2 separate regions of the Homo sapiens genome follow, and region 1 is linked to region 2. The links are chromatin loops, found by intact Hi-C in ENCODE. Cell type or tissue: B cell. All regions are shown on one strand. Each heading gives the region's core, and the rest is flanking DNA. Links, peaks and the distances in the headings are about the cores only.

Region 1 (7,482 bases), core at 2,913-5,412, 480 kb before region 2:
CCAGTATGCACTGGGACTGAGATACTGATACATGACTTTTTGTGATTATATTCCGTAGCAAATTAAGAAAGAATTATAGTTCACTTTTTGTTGTTAAATTATAACGCAGTGTGTGGTTAATCAGACTTGTAGATTTACTTCCCAGAGCTACTTTTGCTGCATTGTTTTACTTAGCTGTCTGCCTGATGCTATTGGACTGCAAAATCTTTGTGGAACATGCTACAAGGGCTTAGTTCAGTGTCTGGCACACAGTAGGTGCTCAATATATATTTGTTAAAATAAAAAATGAATGCATGAATGAATCAACAAATGCCTGTAAAACATCTCTTGAAAGCAAATCTTATACCCATTATACCATGGGTCTGCACCATGACTCTATCATACTTTTCTGGAATAATCCCAGCTTTAAACATTCTGTTCCCTTGTCCTCACCGACCATCAAGATGACCATTTTAATATTTGAGCTTCCAGCTAGCAGCTTCTTGTGCCCAAAACCAATTACTAAGATTCTTTATCAGAATCATGCGTCCCAAATGTCCTATTGGGAAACAAGACCACCATTGCAAAAGAGAAGCTATATTCTTGGGTAAGAAAGTAGACACCATTAGGGGGCATGAGAATAAGGATCTTGAACTGCAGCCCAACCATTTGGGGTCTAATAGTTTTTGGTGTTCTCATTAACGGAAGGGACACTTTACATAATATTTATTCACTCCTCAACAAATGCTTTTTGAATTTTCCAAGAATACTGAACATGTATCAACTGCAGGAAATTCTGTATAAAATTTTGATGAGGATTTGATTGACAATATTTGACTTGTCAGCCTGGATCCTCATTCAATTTGTCCAACATGAATTTTGTTATTTTCAAGGCTTAAACATCAAAAAAATCATAGCATCGTAGTAGTAATGAAGAACCCCAAACTTGAAGTGGGCAGTTGTTATAGTCTTTCTTGCCCATCAACTTTTGTTTATTTTTATTTGTATAAACTGATGGGGTACATGTGTAATTTTGTTACACTTGTAGTTGAGTACTGGTGAAGTCTGGGCTTTTAGGGTAATCATCACCTGAATAAGGTACATTGTACTCATTAAGTAATTTCTTATCATAACCCCCCACCCCCCAAGTACCTACCCTTTCCAGTCTCCATTGTCTATCATTCCATACTCTATGTCCATGTGTAAACATTAGTTAGATCCCACTTATAAGTGAGAGCATGCAGTATTTGGTTTTCTGTGTCTCAGTTATTTTACCTAGGATAATGGCTTCCAGTCCCATCCATGTTGCTGCAAAATACATGATTTCATTCTTTTTAGTGGCTTAATAGTACTCCATTGTGTATATATACCACATTTTCTTTTTCCATTCATCTGTCGAGGGACACTTAGGTTGACTCTGTATCTTTGCTATCGTGAGAAGTGCTGCAATGAAGTGCAGGTATCTTTTAGTAATAATTTTTTACTTTTGGTAGATACCCAGTAGTTGGATTGCGGGATCAAATGGTAGTTTTAGTTCCCATCATCTTTAAAATAACCTCCCTTTATTAGCTGAAATATCCATGTCTCCCAATATAGAAGTTGGAAATGAAGTTACTTGCCTCCTTCATACCCAGGACACAACATTTGTCCTGTGGGTTCATCAGTCAGTTGTACCTGGGAAAGACTTCCACATGGAAGATCCTATTGCAGAAATGTCCTCAAAAGGGATGGAAAAACTGGTGCAGTAAAGCTGAATCTCTGGCACTAGGTATTCAGCAGTGTCAGAGACAATGATTTTCTTGCCAGGCCATTTTCTGTTCAGAGTTTGGGTGTTGCTCCTAGGAGCTGAGCTTCAGGTCCCTCTCTCTAGCCCTTCCCCCAATTCTGTGAGTTCCTTCATATTCATTAATAAATTCTTTTCCTGCTTAAACTAGTCAGAGTGGATTTTGGTTGCTTTGCAACTAGAAACATGGACTGCCACAAAAGGTGACATTCAATAGTAAAAATAGTCTTGACACTCACACAGAGTACATCATCTGGCAGTCCAGGGTGAACAGTGAGTATGTCTCCGCGTGCAGTAACAATGGGTTGAAAAGTCAAAGAGTTTCAATCACACAGAAATCCTAGCAACTAGTTTGTTGTAATATGGCTAGGGGTTTTCTGGTTGGACATATTACTATGTTTAATCAAACAACTTGGAAGACAATCCAGACTGCCCTGTTATTTAAGAAAATACTCATTTGGAATATCCAAGTGATTGTTCCTAGGGCTGAGCCTATTGTTTCCCAGCTTTAACGCAGGAGTAAGTTTTTGTGTTTTATGAATCCGTAATGCCTATTGTATTGGTTTGCCAGGGCCGCCATAACAAAGTACCACTGACTGGGTGGCTTCAATAACAGAAATATATTTTCTCACAGTTCTGGAGGCTGGAAGTCCAAAACTGAGGTGCTGGCAGGGTTGATAGCTTCTGCGGCTTCTCTCCCCAGTTTGCGGTCCTAACATCGTTGCCCCTCAGTCTGTGTCCTGATCTCCTGTTCTTATGAGGACACTTGTCATATTGGATTAGAGCCCACCCATAAAACCTCATTCTACCTTAATCACCTCTTTAAAGACCCTATCTCCAAATACAGCCATATTCTGAGGTACTGGGGGTTAGGACTTCAACACAGGAATTTGGGGCAAGTGACACACATCAGCCCATAACATCCGTGTTCCTCTAAATTATTTAAATCTAAGACTGATTTGGAGAAGCTAATTTCAAAAGTTACCACTACATATGTTTATTTTGACATAAATCTTTACAGTGAAAGGATCTATTGGTTATTACATGAAAATTCCATTTCAGAAAGTGAGGTTAGACCTCTCCCTCCCCACACCCTCTATCTACCCTTGAAAGTTTGCTTTTTAAGGAACTAAAATGAGAACTAAACAGCTTTTAAAGACTGGTCTTCTCCATATCCAGTCTTCCTTGCTCATCAAGTCTGCACTAAAATCCTACTTTCACCACGAGGCCTCTCCTATCCTCCCCCAGCCACATGGGCTTTCTCCTCTTCTAAACTCTGAGAACACATTAATCATGGCTCCCTGGCAACACAAACTTCTACCTTGGAATAGAGTTTTCTGTCCACATGTTTCGTTTTCCCTGTAGATTAGATATTCCTTAAGGACTTGCCTGATTCATTTGTGGTACATACTTGTCCAGCAAGGAGGTAGCAGGGTATATCTACTGCCCTGTTCTCGTGGCTTGATATGAAGGGCCCCTTTCCAATGTTATTTTCCAAATATCCTTTCTCCAGTGCTTTATTGCCAGGCCTCTGAAATTATACTTCCCTTCTTGTCACTCCCAAATACCTCCAGCATAACCCTCATCAGACTTTCTCGGTCTTAGTCTTTCTCCTTCTTTTACAACCCCAGTGACCTTCATCAGCAATAATGAATATTGCTGAAGTCCTCTCCCTTTCTGTCTCATCCTTGGGTGGAGGGTAGAGGGAGGGTCCTTGCCCTGACAAGCAATGCAGCATACTTTTATGGATATAGGGTATATGGGAGCTCCTAGTCCCACTACAAAGCCCCAGGCTCTACAGTGGCAAATGCAGAGATCAAATGGGCCACTCCAGATAAAAGCCTCAGAGGAGATGGAATTAAGATGTGAGCCTTTGTGTTCATTGCAGTACTGTTCACAATAGCCAAGATGTGGAAACAACCTAAATGTTCACTGACAGATAAATGGACAAAGACAATGTGGTATATCCATACAACGAAATATTATTCAGCTTTAAAAAAGAAGGAAACTCTGCTATATGCAACAACATGGATGAACCAGTAGGACGTTATGCCAAGTGAAATAAGCCTGCCGCGGAAGGGAAAAAACTGCATGACTTCATTCATATTAGGTGTCTAAAGTAGTCAGATTAATAGAAACAGACAGTAAGTAGAATGGTGGTTGTCAGGGGGTGGGAGAAGGGGGAAACAGGGAGTTGCTGTTCAACTGGTATAAAATTTCAGTTATATGAGATGAATTTGTTCTAGAGATCTGCTGAACAATTTTGTGCCCATAGTTAACAATACTGTATTGTGCACTTAAAAATCTGTCAAGAGGGTAGATCTCTTGTTTAGCACTCTTACCACAATTAAAAAAAAAAAAAAAAAAAAGTAAGATGTGAGCTGGCCCACCCAGCAGAGGGCAGTGCAGTGCACACAACCAACCACTGCAGCTAGTGGCCACAGGAGGCCTGGACTGATCCTGTGGCTGAGCAACGGCACAGGTGTTTTTCCTTGAGCGGGGGAGCTGGGTGGCAATTGTTGTTTCTTTTTGTTTGATTCTACTTTGTTTTCATCTTAAAATCCTGGTTTTGTTAAAGTGAAATTTTTTTCTTAAAAATTGACACCAGCAATAAAAATGATGTGTTTCTTCCTCCAAACTTGAAGAGTGGAAGAAAATTAAAGTTCATTTGGATATGGTGCAGATTCTAATAACATATATCAGTTTACAGTTGGGCACGCTCATAGCTGTAATTTCAGCCTTTGGGAGGCCAAGGCAGATGGATCACTTGAGCCCGGGAAGCCAAGACCAGTCTGGGACACATAGTAAGACCCTGTCTCAACAAAAAACATCAAAAAAATTAGCCAGGCATGGTGGTGCACACCTGTAGTCTCAGTTACTTAGGTGGTGGAGGCACAAGAATCAACTGAGTCTGGGAGATGGAAGTTGCAGTGAGCTGAGATCTCACCACTGCACTCCAGTCTGAATGACAGAGCAAGATCCTGTCTCAAAACAAACAAGCAAAAAGCATATGTCAGCACACTAAACTATTGTTCTTTATTGACTGTCTTTAAAAAGTCTTCAATGTTTATGCTTTGAGTAGTAAAACAGAGAAGGCAGCACTCAGGTGTATCTGCACCTTCTCCTTTGAGAAAAAAATCCACAGGTGCCACACAAATAGGACATTTACTATTTCCTTTAAAATAACAAGATAGAGCAAAATAATTTGTACTCATAGGGAATCCAAGAAATTCTAATTTATTTCACAGGAATTACTGCATTTAATCTGCCCCAGCTGCCTCTGTTACTCAAGGAGCAGATATGAGATGCCTACAAAAGGCCTCAGAAATACTGAATTAGTCTATAAATGTGCTTAGCATTGAGGTGGTGAATTGTTTATAGGTGTTCAATGGAAATAAATCAAAGGGCATCAGAGAAAAAATAAGTAAGTTTTCTTGCCGATAAAAGAAAACACACCTCTCAGCTATGTCTGAGAAATCCTTTGTCAGGACAAGGGACATGCAGTAGATTACTCAGGAACTGCTGAGGTTTGTAAAAGCTAACTTCATTCCAATAGGACAAGGTGGGGCTGGTTTTCTAAGGCTAAAATGTGGGATACAGAAGAAGTACCTTTCTAGAGATTAGGTTTGTTCAGTTGAAGGGTGAAGTGGGGCATTAGGTCCTTGGGTGACAGAGTGAGGAGGAGATGACACAGAGCAGGGGAGAGACTGGAGGAGGAAAGAACAGTATTCCGCTACCTCCCCCTACCCCCTGAGGCTTTGACTGATTCCAGGGAAGTATGCACCTGATAGGAAGAGTGAACACTGCAGAGGGCGTGACAAATTATGTGAGGCTCCCATCTCTTTCCAAAGAGAGGACTCACCCTCTTTGCTCATCTCAGTGTCTTTAATATTTTCTCAATAGCCATCCACATTGATCCTAGGCAAGTAGCCTTCATGAAATGCAAATAATTAAGAAAACATGTAGTTAGCCTTCCTCCATGTTCAGGTAGTATCCATGTAGTATTTCTTATTTTACTATGGACTAAGGCTGGAGTACTTAGGTTGGATGATTGAGTGATTTTCTTTTCTATCTTGGTCTTGTTTTGTCTGTTGGAAAAGTATAATTTGTGATTATCTGCATAAAATGTCAACCTTGGGTGATGTCTGAAAAAAATGGTGAAGTTAGGACCTCTGAAAATTCTTTCCTCCGTCAAAGGAATCTGACAAAAATGATCAGAATCAACTTTTTCAGAGCTCTAAAAATTAAATAAAGGTTTACAACAAGCAGTGGGGTATATATTCAAGAACAAAATATCTGAATCTTGGTAAGAACAGCAAGCTTTGTAGCATTTTGTCTTGTCCTAGTCTCAGCTCTCCCTGCCCTGCAGTAGCCTTGAAAAATAACTACCCATAATCATTGTGAAAATCAGCAGGCTAGCAGTCACCAAATGGAGGCTGGAGCTCTTTCAAAGCATCTTTTTGCAAGAATTACCATAATTTTCCCTGTCTGGTAGTTCCCTGGAAGACTTCCCTGACAAAGTTGTCTTTATTTAACCTGTTTTGGAGCTCAGCCAGTGCAAAAAGCCTCCAGACCCCTATCCCCCACAAACAAAAATCCTTTTCTCCAAGGGGCATTGGTTACAGGCAGTTGTTTAACTTCATGGCTGCCTGAGGCAGAGAATAGCAGCTGGAAAAAACAATAGACAAACCAAAAACTTTAAAGGAAAACTGGGAAATTAGATGGTCATAGGGGATTTGAAAAACTCCAACACGTTCAAGGGAATCTGGAAGACTACACACACATATTAGGCTGTACACATGTTCAGGAAACACCAGAAAGGGCCCTAAGTTCTCACCTCTGGCTGACCTGTAGGCTCTACACAAGCAGGAAATGAAGGCTAAGGCAGAGTTTCCAACCACTTTGCTGAGAATTGAATGTGTGCCCTAACATGCAAACATTGGGAGTCAATCATTGGCAAAAATTTGGAGGCTTATTGTTTCCAGGGAGTTAAGAAAATAATTGTCCAATAATCAGATGACCACTAAGCTGAGCAGAGACTTCAACAGCCACCTATGACAAAAATACAGACTTTACAGAATTAGTCCAGAGAAGTCACTAAATAAACAAACAATAATAACAACAAAAAGACAACATATTAATAACAGAAGGAAATTTACAGATATGTGGCACTTAAATAATATATTTCTACAAAACCAATGAGTCAAAGAAATCACAGGGGAAATTAGAAAATATTTTGAGATTCATCAAAATGAACATGCTACACACCAAAACTTACAGGATGCAATAAAAGCAGTGTTTAGAGGGAAATTTATGGCATAAATGCCTATAATAAAAAAGAAGAAACATCTAAAATCAATAAAATGTCATCTTATACACATTTTGGTATATTTTCTAAAGTGGTAAAAAAAAAAAAAAAGAAAATGGGGGGCGAGGGTAAAGGTTAACTAATGCTGTGTCTATTTCACCTATTTGCTTTTCCTCCTTGGAAAATTTTTGAGGGATTTTGTCGCAATCTGAGTAGGACCATTGAAATGTGTCACACATCTTTCACAATGTTATCAGTGAAAGAGGCTTAGAAGGACAAAAAAATGAGAACCACTGGCCTAGACCAGTCTTTACAAAATGCGAGGGTATCTGATAGGGTGTGATTAGGGAAGCAGAATCCCTATGAGTGCTATGAAATAAGGAATTTATTAAAGGAATTACACCAGTACTAT
Region 2 (7,482 bases), core at 1,995-4,494:
ATATTTAGGGGTATGTTTTAACTGTTGAATTATGTTTTTACGATAAAATTCTTAAGACAAAATGTTAGATATTTGATTTCCAATACAACTAATCAATTACTTTCTCTTAATTTATACAAAATTCAATAATATTTGTACCTTGGTTTTCTTTTCCTTAATAGTTTCACTTAAAACTGAAAAGTGGCATTCCTATAAGGATTATATAGTTTATCCTCATTACTAAACATTTTCAGATTTGACATTTGTTCTACTACACTACCCTACTGTTAACATTTTCCCCAAAGAAGAGGAAAATAGATTTGTGAAAGCAATTGCACTTCAAAATGCAAATGACAGTGGGGGAAAAAGAATACCCTGTTTGCTGCCAGTTGATACTTTTTAGTTTGTGCTGTTTCATTTGGGAAGAATTGTTCTTGTATATTAAAATGGAGTTTTGCCTTATTTTTTTACTGCTTATCCTGGAGTTTTGTCAAATATTTGATTGTCTAAGAAAATGCTATTATAGATTAACATTGTCTTAGCTGTTTACTTCTAAATCTTTTAATTTTTTTCAGTGAAAAAGTAGTATCTGAAAATCCCAACATTGTTGTAATTGGGTTAGCTGTTGTTATCATGTTGTCTATCATGTTTATAAAATGGTTACTCATCTTGCTTATTTTCCTTTTATCCTTTAGAACCTTGGAAAAGAACAAGAAGAAAGGGAAGATCTTTTAAACTCTCTATTGACCACCAGTTAACGTATTAGTTGCCAATATGCCAGCTTGGACATCAGTGTTTGTTGGATCCGTTTGACCAATTTGCACCAGTTTTATCCATAATGATGGATTTAACAGCATGACAAAAATTATTTTTTTTTTTGTTCTTGATGGAGATTAAGATGCCTTGAATTGTCTAGGGTGTTCTGTACTTAGAAAGTAAGAGCTCTAAGTACCTTTCCTACATTTTCTTTTTTTATTAAACAGATATCTTCAGTTTAATGCAAGAGAACATTTTACTGTTGTACAATCATGTTCTGGTGGTTTGATTGTTTACAGGATATTCCAAAATAAAAGGACTCTGGAAGATTTTCATTGAGGATAAATTGCCATAATATGATGCAAACTGTGCTTCTCTATGATAATTACAATACAAAGGTTCCATTCAGTGCAGCATATACAATAATGTAATTTAGTCTAACACAGTTGACCCTATTTTTTGACACTTCCATTGTTTAAAAATACACATGGAAAAAAAAAAAACCCTATATGCTTACTGTGCACCTAGAGCTTTTTTATAACAACGTCTTTTTGTTTGTTTGTTTTGGATTCTTTAAATATATATTATTCTCATTTAGTGCCCTCTTTAGCCAGAATCTCATTACTGCTTCATTTTTGTAATAACATTTAATTTAGATATTTTCCATATATTGGCACTGCTAAAATAGAATATAGCATCTTTCATATGGTAGGAACCAACAAGGAAACTTTCCTTTAACTCCCTTTTTACACTTTATGGTAAGTAGCAGGGGGGGAAATGCATTTATAGATCATTTCTAGGCAAAATTGTGAAGCTAATGACCAACCTGTTTCTACCTATATGCAGTCTCTTTATTTTACTAGAAATGGGAATCATGGCCTCTTGAAGAGAAAAAAGTCACCATTCTGCATTTAGCTGTATTCATATATTGCATTTCTGTATTTTTTGTTTGTATTGTAAAAAATTCACATAATAAACGATGTTGTGATGTAATATTGTGTGAGGTCTTAAATATCCTACAGTCGATGTACAAGAGTAGAGTATGTTTGGGAAGAAACTTTTCAGCTTAAGTTTGCCTCCTCTACAATGACATCTTTTATATGCTTGTCTCATTTAGAATGCATATGTGCTGATTTTCTAATTTAAGAGATACCATATCTCTCTATTCATTTCTATCTCTCATTTGTATGCTTATTTTTCTGAGAACATTTTTTTTTTCCCCCAGACAGGGTCTTGCTTCATTGCCCAGGCTGGAGTGCGGTGGCACAAACACGACTTGACTGCAGCCTCAACCCTCTGGGCTCAAGCAGTCCTCCTGCCTCAGCCCCCTGAGTATCTGGGATTGCAGGCGTGCACCACCACGCCTGGCTAATTTTTGTATTTTTTGCAGCCTCCCAAAGTTCTGGGATTACAGGCATGAGCCGTCATGCCTGGCCTCTGAGAACAGTTTCTGACTCATTCAGATTAGGTATACTCTCAAGTCCCTGGAAACTGAAATTTTTTTTAACTGTAAAGAGGGTAGTGTCATTTCTTTTCTTAAGGTCAAGTGACATAGATTTTAATGTAATGCATAATTTAGGTAAGAAATTAATTAATGTAGCCTAGTTTATTATCTTGAAATGTTTTACCCTATTTACTTTTTAAAATTAATGACCTAAGCGGAGGGAATAATTATAAGTCAATAGCAGAGAGATTGTTGTTTGGGTGTTTATTTTTTTCAGTTTTTGTTTTGAGAGATTGGGTTAACACCTCTAGCCAAAATTGTTTGGTTTTAGGGAGGCTAACAATAACCTACTGAATTTGGAAAATGCAAAGGTAAAAAATGTATATAGACTGCCTGCTGAACTGGTTAAGTACTACTGCTTCTGGGAAATACTATTTCAAAATTCTATGTATTATAATAATAAATTTGTAAGACATTCATTATTCTACCATCCTAATGAAAACTTTCAGAAGTCTTTCTTTATCCATGGCATGCCCAGGGTTTTACCTGAATCTGATACAGGATCTATATAACTTTACTAGGACTTTTGATTGTTGACTCCAGGCTTAGGTATATCAGAAGGTTCTTTTTGCCATTTGGCCTGTGGATGTCTGAGAAGATCATTCACAATACATGTAAAATTCAGGTAGGCCTAAGGAAAGGCCAGCCTGTAGAAAGCAAAATGGCAGTGTCTGTTCTCCACTGTTGGAGGCATTATGTAATTTAAGTATCCTGTTAGCCACTGTCTTTCTGCTAATTAAGTGGGGCTGAACAAGTAAGCACTAATAATACCAGTGAACCACTTGGGCACCTTGTGGGTAGAGTTTTGCTGCCACCTAGTGGAATGGGATATCATTGCTTCCATATCAGGTTCACAAGCAAGTTAAGTGGGCACAGTTTATTTCTGTGTAGCTCAGGCTGTAATCTTGAAAGCTGAGGAGATACCCATGCCTCTCAGACTCATTAGCTGGGTGTCACATTACCACCTGCACATTCTGACCCACCGCATCTTAATATGTTTTGTCCTCTTGGAGAAACTAGGAGTAGAAGTCAGGATATGGTAGGTAAGGGGGAAAAAGGAAAGACGGCTTGATAGCTATGAATGCATGAGGAGCGAAATGTTGACTCAGTTATCTAGATCATGGTCTCCAAACCTGATGCTATTTCCTTACAAAAATATTTGTTGAGCATGTGTCCATAATTATATGTATTGAACAATGAAAATATGTGTCAACAAATGTACTGCTACACTAATGTGAACATTATGGAACAAAATTTGAAAGAGTGAAATAAAAGGTTTACACTTTCCCCAAGCTCCAATGAATTATTACTTTGCACGTTGGAGGCCATCGATCTAGGCAGTATGTGGATAGTTAATAGTTATTGTTGAATCACCAAGGAAGGTCCTAGTGAAGACTGCTGTGGTGTCCTACTTGATCTGAAAGGAAAATTTGCCACACCAGTAAATCGAAGTCCTTTCTAATAATAAGCTTGCAAATGTAAGCCCTTGTACTTCATCCAGAATTTTACCTGCCCCTTTTGTAATAAAAACTTCCCATAACTGTCCTGTTCCAGATGGTAACCTAAGTAGTTACATGTGTTATTTAATCCTTAATGATAACAATTGGGTAAGTTATCTCTTAAGGTAACTTATTAATACATTATCTAATAAATGAATAAGTTAAACATCTTAAACCCTGTTTCCTCATCTGCAAAAGGATGAGGAAACTGAGGGTTTAAGATGTTTAGTAGCTTATTCAATAGGTGGTAACTGGCAGAACAAGAGTTTGAACTGGTCTTAGTTACACCAGGGCCTGTGCTTAAATATTACGCCTTGCAAGTACCTGGTCTGCTACACTGCCACATTTCTGAAGCATGATCTTCTACAGAGTTGTTAGCACAGAGCAGATGCTCCCTGATTAAGAGGGGCAGCTGGCCACCAGGCAGCCTGGAGAAGCAGAAAGCACCAGACATGCTAATTGTCTCAGTTTAGACCCCAACTCTGTGAATTGGGCATGTAACTTCTATGAATGTTTTCTCAGCTATAAAACAGACCCCATGCCTTCCTTGCTGGTTTGGAGTGAGGATTACATTGTGACTGCACACGTTAAGGTGTCCAGACCTCGAGAATGTGACAATCTGCTGGGGTCATGACAGACCAAAAAGTATTTCTTCTCAGTTTTAGTGACGGTTTATTTTTAGGAAATGTGCATGGTGCCATGGTAAGTCTCTGGATCTGCTTCTTTGTGCACAGAGATAGTCTTTTGGAGTTACTTCCATGGAAATAAGGTAATTTTGGTCAAAAGAGGAAAGGTGTTAGTAATTGGAGTTATAAAATACACCATTCTTTGTAAGTAATGCCGAGATGGTTTATCAGAGTCTCTCATCTTTAATGAAAACTTTTGCTGCTTTTCAAGCAAACTTGGTTCCCATAATTTGGGATTCATCCACAGAATGTTCAAAGTTTAGTGTCAGCCATTTTCAGCAGAAAATAGAGGCTGACAATTTCCTGTGTTCTTTAGAAGACTTTGAAAGCTTCATGGGAAGAATGAAGACTATTCTTGGCCTGAACATTTGCCCCATGGGGTGCTGGACCCAGCCAAACAGCCTTGTATTGGCAAAGGAGGGTCAAGTGAAAGGAGACCTTGTTCTGCGCCAGGCTCTCAAAAAGGGTAGCCTGAAACCCTATTGGCCACACGGAACCTCTTTTAGATGCTGTTTGTGGACCTGCCGAAATCGAATGCCACTCAGGCTTTCTGAAACCCTATGGGGGTGGGAAGAGGCAGTAGCTGACACCTCTGAGAGCAGAGGTTTGTGAAGATGTGGCATAGATGAGGAGGCTAGCAGAGGGGGGGTAGTCAGACACTACCAACAAACTTCCTTTTTGTTCTCTTTGTTCTCTCTTCGAGGTGGGCCACCCCGCTTAGCTCCCTTTTGTCCAAGTGTGTTGCAAGGGAGCAGCATTTCACCGGGAGATTTGCACGTAAGTAGAGCACAGATTCCCCTGGGTGAGGGGCTGGCTCTCACCCAAGTGTGGGGATACCAAACTAACTTGTTCTGGCAAAGGCATACAACTTTTTTACCCCTCATTTAATTCTGTTGTCTTTGAATTTTTAATGATCTCTTTCATATTTAAATATATGCTGTACTCTAGCGTAGCACAGAAAAGTTCCCTGTGTCTTGGATAAGCCAGTAGTTTTAAGCAACTTGGCAAATGGTGAGTGAAGTAATGAGCACTCTGGCATGGCCCCTGGTGTTAATGTGAGCTGTTTTCCCTGCATTTCAGAAGTCGGAATATATCGGTGGGACATAATAGGAGCTGTCCAATTTTTTTTTCCTTAGGGATAACTCTCAATGTGATTATACAAATCTCTGGCTTACCCTGATAAAGTTAAAAAACAAAACTAAATGTTGTATTCAATATTTTGGGAACACAGTTCTCTCACCCAGACACAAATGAAATCTTCCTTAGACCTTTTTATTGCTGGGCAGAGGTGCCAGGAACTCAAATTGGCATTTTCTCAAATCTCCACCTCATTAGTGCCTATTTAGACCCCATCCCTAAGAGTCAGGTGCTTTGGAAGATGGAATGGAGGCCGCTGATAAAAATCCACTTTCTGTAGTCTCCATTCAGGTATGATTGGCCTGATTATAGCTCATGTCCTGAAAAGGAGATAGGTTTTTTTCTCCAACTTGTAAGAACTGATGAACTCATCCCACCAAATGCGAATGTTTTAGACAGTATTCAAACTGGGAAAAATACCTGCCTATCAAGGGAGAGAGAACTCACTTTGAAGTCTAAGGGAAGGAAACAAAATTGAAAAGTGCTGCAACAAGTGTTTGTGGAGTACTTGCTGTGTGCCAAATACAGAGCATTCACATAGATTGTGAACTAGAGCTCCTGAGAAGGTTATGACATGGGCATTTCCACCTCTTTATAAAAACAAGCAAGCTAAAATATCACGGTGTGATTCCATAACATTTGTATTTGTTATCCATTGTTCCACAATAAATGCCCCTCAATCCTGGCAACAAAATTTAAACCACAACAATCTGTAATAGTAACATTCATTATCTTAGTTTCTGCAGGTTAGGAATTAAGCGGTTTAGCTGGGTGGTCTGGCAGGGTGCCTTGCAGTAAAGATGTTGGCTGAGGCTACAGTCAACTGTGGGCTTCAATGGGGCTGGGGGATCTGCTTCCATGATGGCTCACTGACATCACTGGCAAGTTGACGTTAAGAGGCCTCAGCCCCTTGCCACATGGACCTCTCCACAGGGCTGCTTGAGTGGCCTTGTGACATGGTGGCTGGCTTTCTCCTAGAGCAAGTAATCCAAGAGAGAGCAAGGCATAAGCCACATGGCTTTTATGACCCAGCTCTGAGAGTCACACACATGATTTCCCAATATGCTATTGCTAATGCAGCTTAGTCCTGTTCAATGCATGAAGGAGCTGTACAAGAGCGGGCGTACTAAATAAAGGTGGCACAAATACAGCAAGCTTTTATAAATAGTCTTATTTGGCAAACCCATTTAGCTGACTTTCTGGGTATTCTTGATAATCATTTTCCTAAAATGAAACTATTTCAGTTTTTGAAATTAGCTAATTGGATTCTCCCTAAAATAACTAAATTTAAACCAATTGAAGGTGCTGATAATGTTTTTACAGATGGGTCTAGTAATGGTAAAGCTTCTTATTCTGGTTCAAAAACTAAAGTTTTCCAGATGCCCTATACTTCAGCTCAAAAAACAGAGCTGGTAGCTGTAATTGAGGTATTGACTGCTTTTAATATGCCTATTAATGTGATTTCTGATTCTTCATATGTGGTTCATTCCACACAGTTAATTAAAAATGCTCAGTTACAATGTCAAACAGATGAATAACTGATGACAAAAACAAAAAAGGGGGAGAAACAGGGATTACGGGACAGCCCATATACAACTGAATCTAGCATTATTAACTTCAAATTTTTTGAGCCTGCTGAAAGGCCAGATGTTATCAGTAGCTGAACAGCATCTACAGAAACCAGCTGCAAAGACAGAAGCAGAACAACTGGTTTGGTGGAGAGACCCGATAACAAAAAGTTGAGAAATAGGTAAAATAATAACTTGGGGTACAGGCTATGCTTGTGTTTCTCCAGGCCAGAACCAGCAGTCGATTTGGATACCATCAAGACACCTGAAACCTTATCATGAACCAGATGCCAAGGAAGAGATTCTGGAAGGATCCTGAGGACCCCCCTGGTTGCAGCCATGTCAAGACTGAT

Evidence for each region. Peaks named below come from ENCODE experiments on the same cell type or tissue, not always from the same donor. Only the 100,000 strongest peaks of a DNase experiment are listed, where the experiment ranks them.
Region 1: a loop joins it to region 2, with 33 times the contacts of the local background. A loop is called at or near these places in 17 of 110 quality-filtered maps.

What each region holds. Positions count from the first base shown.
Region 1 is chr7:35,420,902-35,428,383 of GRCh38, forward strand. No RefSeq gene overlaps it. Among named protein-coding and RNA genes, the nearest start is that of TBX20, 170 kb to the left of the region's middle. In B cell, for the core only: CTCF peaks have their summits at 4,174 (motif pointing right) and 4,380; a DNase peak (open chromatin) is centred at 4,190; H3K27me3 peaks cover 246 bases.
Region 2 is chr7:35,903,580-35,911,061 of GRCh38, forward strand. It overlaps SEPTIN7 (septin 7), which reads left to right. Exons shown (of 14, transcript NM_001788.6): 14 at 675-3,531. The coding sequence ends at 714. Among named protein-coding and RNA genes, the nearest start is that of SEPTIN7, 110 kb to the left of the region's middle. In B cell, for the core only: CTCF peaks have their summits at 3,068 (motif pointing left) and 3,270; a DNase peak (open chromatin) is centred at 3,032; H3K27ac peaks cover 1,253 bases.